Regions from separate parts of the Homo sapiens genome. Here region 1 is linked to region 2. Evidence: chromatin loops called from intact Hi-C (ENCODE). Cell type or tissue: GM12878. All regions are shown on one strand. Links, peaks and the distances in the headings refer to the core of each region. The heading gives the core; the rest is flanking DNA.

What was found. Hi-C counts contacts between places; a loop is a spot of excess contacts. Peaks named below come from ENCODE experiments on the same cell type or tissue, not always from the same donor. Only the 100,000 strongest peaks of a DNase experiment are listed, where the experiment ranks them.
Region 1: a loop joins it to region 2, with 2.3 times the contacts of the local background. A loop is called at or near these places in 2 of 110 quality-filtered maps.

What each region holds. Positions count from the first base shown.
Region 1 is chr18:38,610,093-38,613,017 of GRCh38, reverse strand. No RefSeq gene overlaps it. Among named protein-coding and RNA genes, the nearest start is that of MIR4318, 950 kb to the right of the region's middle. RefSeq lists an enhancer at 1,644-1,953. In GM12878, for the core only: no CTCF peak of the experiment used is centred there; a DNase peak (open chromatin) is centred at 1,737; H3K27ac peaks cover 2,341 bases.
Region 2 is chr18:38,751,014-38,753,938 of GRCh38, reverse strand. No RefSeq gene overlaps it. Among named protein-coding and RNA genes, the nearest start is that of MIR924, 870 kb to the left of the region's middle. RefSeq lists silencers at 1,250-1,299, 1,729-1,808. In GM12878, for the core only: no CTCF peak of the experiment used is centred there; a DNase peak (open chromatin) is centred at 1,302.

The DNA of each region.
Region 1 (2,925 bases), core at 243-2,742, 140 kb after region 2:
GTTTTTCTGCTGGTCTTGAAGTTTGAAAACCAACAAGAATTTGTTTAATAAAGGTAAAATAGGTAACCTCACTAATAATATTAATAATCCTGGATCATTGTCATTCCCAATCATCTCCCTCTTGAGGAGTAGACCCTGAACCAGGTACCTTCTGAGAAGCCCTGTCTAGTGCTGGGAATCTGTGAATGATCTTTTTCTAGTCTACATGAATGATGTCACAGTGTGGCCTTTCTTGTTTCCTTGGTTCTTGGTGCATACATCCTTTGTCTGGTTATTGATTTCATAATCAGTCCATAAAAATGTTGATTAGTGTTTTGTTTATTTTCCATTTTCTTCCAATTTCTTTGGCCTTTAATATTACTTAGGAAATATTACTTCTCACTTTCAGGCCAATAATTTGTACCAGTATTATCATTATTAATGGTAATTAGCTATTATTAGTGATGATGATATAGCTTGTGGTCTACTCAGTGCTTCACAGTTATAATGATAGAGTTTCCTATCTCTCAAACGTGTCTAGGAAAGTGCATACATTCCCAAGTATAGAAAGAATGGGGAAAGAAAGAGGCATATGCTCTTTTTCTCTCAACTAGAGATGCACTGATTTTGTGCGTGTGTGTGTGTGTGTGTCTGCCCACACATGCACATGTGTACCCCCAAATTCCCCATGGACTAGATACTTTCATGATCCTTAATTTACGTAATAGAAAACTTAAGTCCAGAGAGGTTAGGTGACTTAGCTATGGTCACACAGCTAATAAGTGTCAGAGACAGGATCCAAAAGAAGTTTAATAGCTTCTTGCAATATTTTTAAAATATAGATTATTTTGCCTATTATTGTTGCTATTGGAATTACAGTAATACACATTTTTAGACCAGGAGGAATCATTTATACAATATAATTTGTCCTTGTAAGTTAAATTGATACAAGGGAGGTGATTAATGGGGGTTTATATGGATGAGGGAGCTCAGGGAGACAGGTTTGAGCTACTAACAGGAAGAACCCAGGGGATCCAATGGTTGTGAAGTAAGGAATATGGGAGAAGGAAAAAGTGACTATCTCTATTGACATGCAGCATATGCACTATTGCTCAATTGTAGACCAAACGTTTTGAAAATCCTGAATTCATAGGGACTTTTGCAGTCATGAAAATTGTAAAAAATGGTAAGATAAAGAGATACATTGGATGACTAAGGATTGTATCAGGAGGTATCTGTGTCACCACTGGTAGATACAAGTCTGGATATAGATGTAAAGACTCTAGCAGATAGCAAGAGGATATATGAATTTATAATTTTAGCCCTAGGAAGGAAATTAGAATTGTGTTGGCCTAGTCTACTTTATCCAATTTCCAGATGAATGTACAGGCGTAGTCATCTGTCCACAGTCACGCACACAAGAAACCAGTTGTCATGTCAGGCTGTTTAATGTTCTTTCCGCCTCCCCAGTCTTCTGCTTTGCCTCAGTGGAAATTCACCCTGAGATGCCCCCTGCTCCTGTCTTACTGTAGCTCTACAGCAACTGCCTACTCTGAAACAATTTTTTTTTCTCAGGCTCAGCAGATAGAAGTGTGGTGGCACACCTTCCCAGTGAACAGAGGAAGACAGATGCTGTTCAAGGAGGCATCTGCGAGTCCTTTCACTCGTTGGCACCTGGGCATCCACAGTGTGCACGTATATGCAAGCAGAGTCTCACTTTCCATTTTCAAACTCACAGCTCAGTTCTAATAATAGCCTGTGGTGAGACCTGTCCCCAGAGGCTGTGATTCTTCCATGCGGTGGAGCAGCCACTTCTAAAACCAGCCCTCTGTTCTGCTTTTCTTTAAGGGAAAGCTCTTGGGAAAATCCCACTTAGAGGCATGTTCAAGAACAGCAAGCGGCAGTGGTGTCTTCATCTCAGAACAGAACTAACCTCAGTCTAAGCTAAAAAAAAAAAAAAAAAAAAAAAGGGTATGAGCAGTGAGAAATGGTTCAGCTGAAGTTCTGGTTTGAGTGCCACAAACTTTCCACATAAATGAATTAAAATAATTCTGCTTTTGGATAGCCATACAGGATTACATCTTCTAACATTTGTTAAATATTTTGAAAAGTGACTGGACTGATAATAGTTGATTAGGACATAACTTTTGCCAGTTTTCTCATTTAAACTCACAGAAATAGCACAGGCTTCAGGGACTAATATGATATGTTGACAAAGCACCAGACTAAAAGTTCAAATGACTTAGCTGGGCACTGTGGTTCACACCTGTAATCCCAGCACTTTGGGAGGCAGAAGTGGGAGGCCTGCTTGAGCCCAGGAGTTCGAGACCAGTCTGGGCAACATAGGGAGACACCATCTTTACAAAAATTTTTAAAAATTAGCCTGGGAGGATTGCTTGAAGCCTGGGAATTTGAGGCCGCAGTGAGCCATGATGTGCCACTACACTCCAGCCTGTGTAACAGAGAAGGATCCTGTCTCAAAAAATAAATAAAAGCTCGGAAGACTTTTTCTTTGTAACCCTCACCACCCATCATAAGCAGCATACTTATACTGCTAGTTTGCTTTGTTACCTTATCAGTTATCTCTCTGGTCCGTTATCTCATTGGTAAAATAGGGATCATAACTGATAGAAATGGCTATATTTGATTATATACATTCTCTGTCATTGGTTTAAAGCATCTCATCTGAAAGTAGGTGTAATAATATTTCTATATTCTATGAATGAGAAAACTAAACCTGAGAAATTAGATGCCTTACCTAATGTCATGAAAGTAGTTAATGGTAGCAACAGAATTAGGGCCCAGGACTTCTAACGCTTGGTTCAGTGTATTTTTAAATACACCAATGATCACAGTTCAAACAGAAGCCTGCCACTGAACAGTTTTGTTGTACCACAGCTGGGGCCCTACTTCACGGGCTGCCAATAGCATTGAGTGAGCAAGTGG
Region 2 (2,925 bases), core at 208-2,707:
AATATGAATTTAGTTATGTTTCCTGATTATATCTGGCACCCTGAGTGATATAATAAAAAATATCAACAATTTTGTCAATCTCTACCCAGTGCCCTTAACAAACCATGTTCCCCTCAGAAACACAGAGACAATCACAAATACTGCTATTAAGGATTCACATTCTGTGACCTCTAGGGCTTGACCTCTTGGAAATATGCATTGTTCTGGGAATTCAGAGAAGGGAGAGAAATGCAGACTGGAAGATATGAGGTTGCAGATGGGAAGAGGCCTTAAGTAAAGACCGGAAGCATGTCCAGGGTTTGATGGTTTGAGGAGAGTGGGACACATTAAAGAAGGAGAATAGTTTAATTGAAGACCCAGACAGGGGCATGTGGAGAAACATACAGGAGACTGATGATATCAGAGAAAACCACAGCCATGGTTGGACAACTGGAGTTGGCCCCAAAATATCCAAAAGATTTGATTGTAAAATAAAAGTTCAGAGAAGTGAAGTGACTTATTCAAGGTCACAGAGCCAATGAGTAGCCAAGTCATAAATGCATCCTTTAGTCCGGGCCTCTTTTTGATTCTGTGTTCTAAGGTTCCCACGGAGTTTGAGTCAGCATTCTAGGTATTAGGGCAAATACATAGAGGCACACACATTTGATCAATTTTTATAAGAATCGTAAATTCGGAAATCCACACATAGTCAATGCTAGTAACTGTCACCTGGACCTGATATAAAAGCCAGGTCTGAAAATGCAGCCTGAAAATGAGCCTGCTTCAGTCTGGAGTTTTCCATTCACACAGCGAATACAGCCCACATCTAACAGACACCCTGTATGATATGCACATGAGTTGCATATGGATAACTGCACACTGGTTACATGACTTCTCGCTGAGGCCCTGCTTCCCATGGCATTACACTGGGCATCGCTTAGGCCCACAGTACGTCTCATGAATGATTTGCTCCTTGCACTGGTCCATGTCCTGTTCCTTTTTGCTCATAATAAGGTAAAGTGCCCCAGCACATTTTTGTCTCCTACTTATTCCTGTTTCTGTGTTCCATTTCTTGGTTCTAATCTCCATTAAAATAAAGACTAGAAAGGAGAATATCCCCCAAATAATGGGTAGAGTCTTGACATCAGGAATGGTACTCTATACCTAATTGGGCACAAGTCATGACTTGGCTACTAACTGGCTTTGTGACCTTGAACAAGTCACTTTACTTCTCTAACTATACCCAACTGGGCACAAGTCATCATCTACCTTCTTTCTGTTTTCCTGAAATGAGTCACTGTCTTCTCACCTTCTTTGTAAGCTCCTCTATGCAGGAACTGTGCTTTATGCTTTGTCCTCCAACCCACAAAAACACAAATTGCCCAGCCTAAAATTTGGGCATCTAGCATCTAACAACTGTTGATTGATGGGTGGATTGGTTGAAAGCAGAATGAGTATTACTGGCCAAGTAATTATGCTGATGGATGAAGAGAAAGGAAACGAAATTCATTAATGCAAGTATCATTGTAGCCTTCTCTGCAGCAGTTTCCCTATTTTTGTGTATCTTGTTTATCCCCATCTCCCCTGGAATGCCTTGTGTGGTTATCCAAGAATATCTTCCCTACACTTTCTCCCCCTCATGTAAACTCTCACCTCTTTCTTCCCCTGGTACCTCCTGTGCCTTCTCGGGGTTTGAATTCTTAAAAGAGAACATGTAAACATTCTCCTGCAGCCTGCTGCCTGCCAGAGCCAAAGGCGTTGTCAGCGACAAGCCAGCAGCGGCAGCACGGTGCTGGGCTGTGTTTTTGCAAGTACAAGACAGAAAATCCATGTAATTACCTCTGAAGCCTGAGAAGCTGTGCCGCCTGACAGAACAGCATGTGTAGGAAGCACTTTGTCAGGACTCTGCTGACTAATTTCCCACTCCACCTGGGGTTGTGTGTGTGAGTGTGTGTGTAGGCGTGGGTGTGTGTGAACATGCTGGCGTCTGTAAGTCCCACCAGCAGCTCCCTCATATTTAACTCCAAGACTCCAGCCCCTCTCTTATTTACTGGCAATCCCAGCACTGCTTTATCTTAATTCAGAGGAAATCTGGGCTTTGGAAGGCCCTCAAGATAGCCTTACAACATGGCAGGAGGCAGTCTTCCCTTTCCCTGGCATTCAGTGCCGCTGTTCAGAAATAGAGCAAAATCTACTTCCTGCAACACATTGGCCATAAAGAAGTCCAAACCCGGCATTCCTGAAGGTGAGAAAACCAAATCTTCCCAAAGTAGAGTCCCTGCTTCATCCTGAGAAGCTGTAGGACCCAGAGCATCTCAACACGTGCTCTTGGATCTTGCACCCTCATTCATTTAAAGGTGTTGCAAATTAGCTTGAATGTCTAGGTCCACTTTCCAGGGGAAACCTAGACTGAGAGGGAAGTCCCATGGAGTCAAAGAGGAGGGATATAGTTATTCTTTATCTTGCCTTACTACAATTATGAACCTTGGATGATTCTTTACCTCTTGCTGACTGATAACCACATATGATGAGGGGATAATTGAGTGACAGAACTGGGTTCAAAGCATATGGCTGTTAGTGACTACATTGGGGCTTTCCCCACGAAATTGCAATATCTTAAGGTAGAAGGTTTGGTCTTTTTTTCCTCCATCTCTGTATCACCAGCACATGTAACAGTGTTTGGCACACAGTAAGGACACAATAAATATTTGTTGAATGAATGAAAGAATTAATAAATGAACGCATCAAGACAATTCAGCTTTCTAAGTTTCTTTTTTTTTTGACATGTTAAAAAAAGTTCAATAACATTTATTTCCAAGGTTATAGTGTAGTTGAATGGAATAAAACAGTCATGGGACTCTATATAAATAGGCACTACCTTATTTCCCTATCATCAAAAACGAACAGCTTAAGGAACATTTTTCCCCAATTAATGGTTGGCACCCT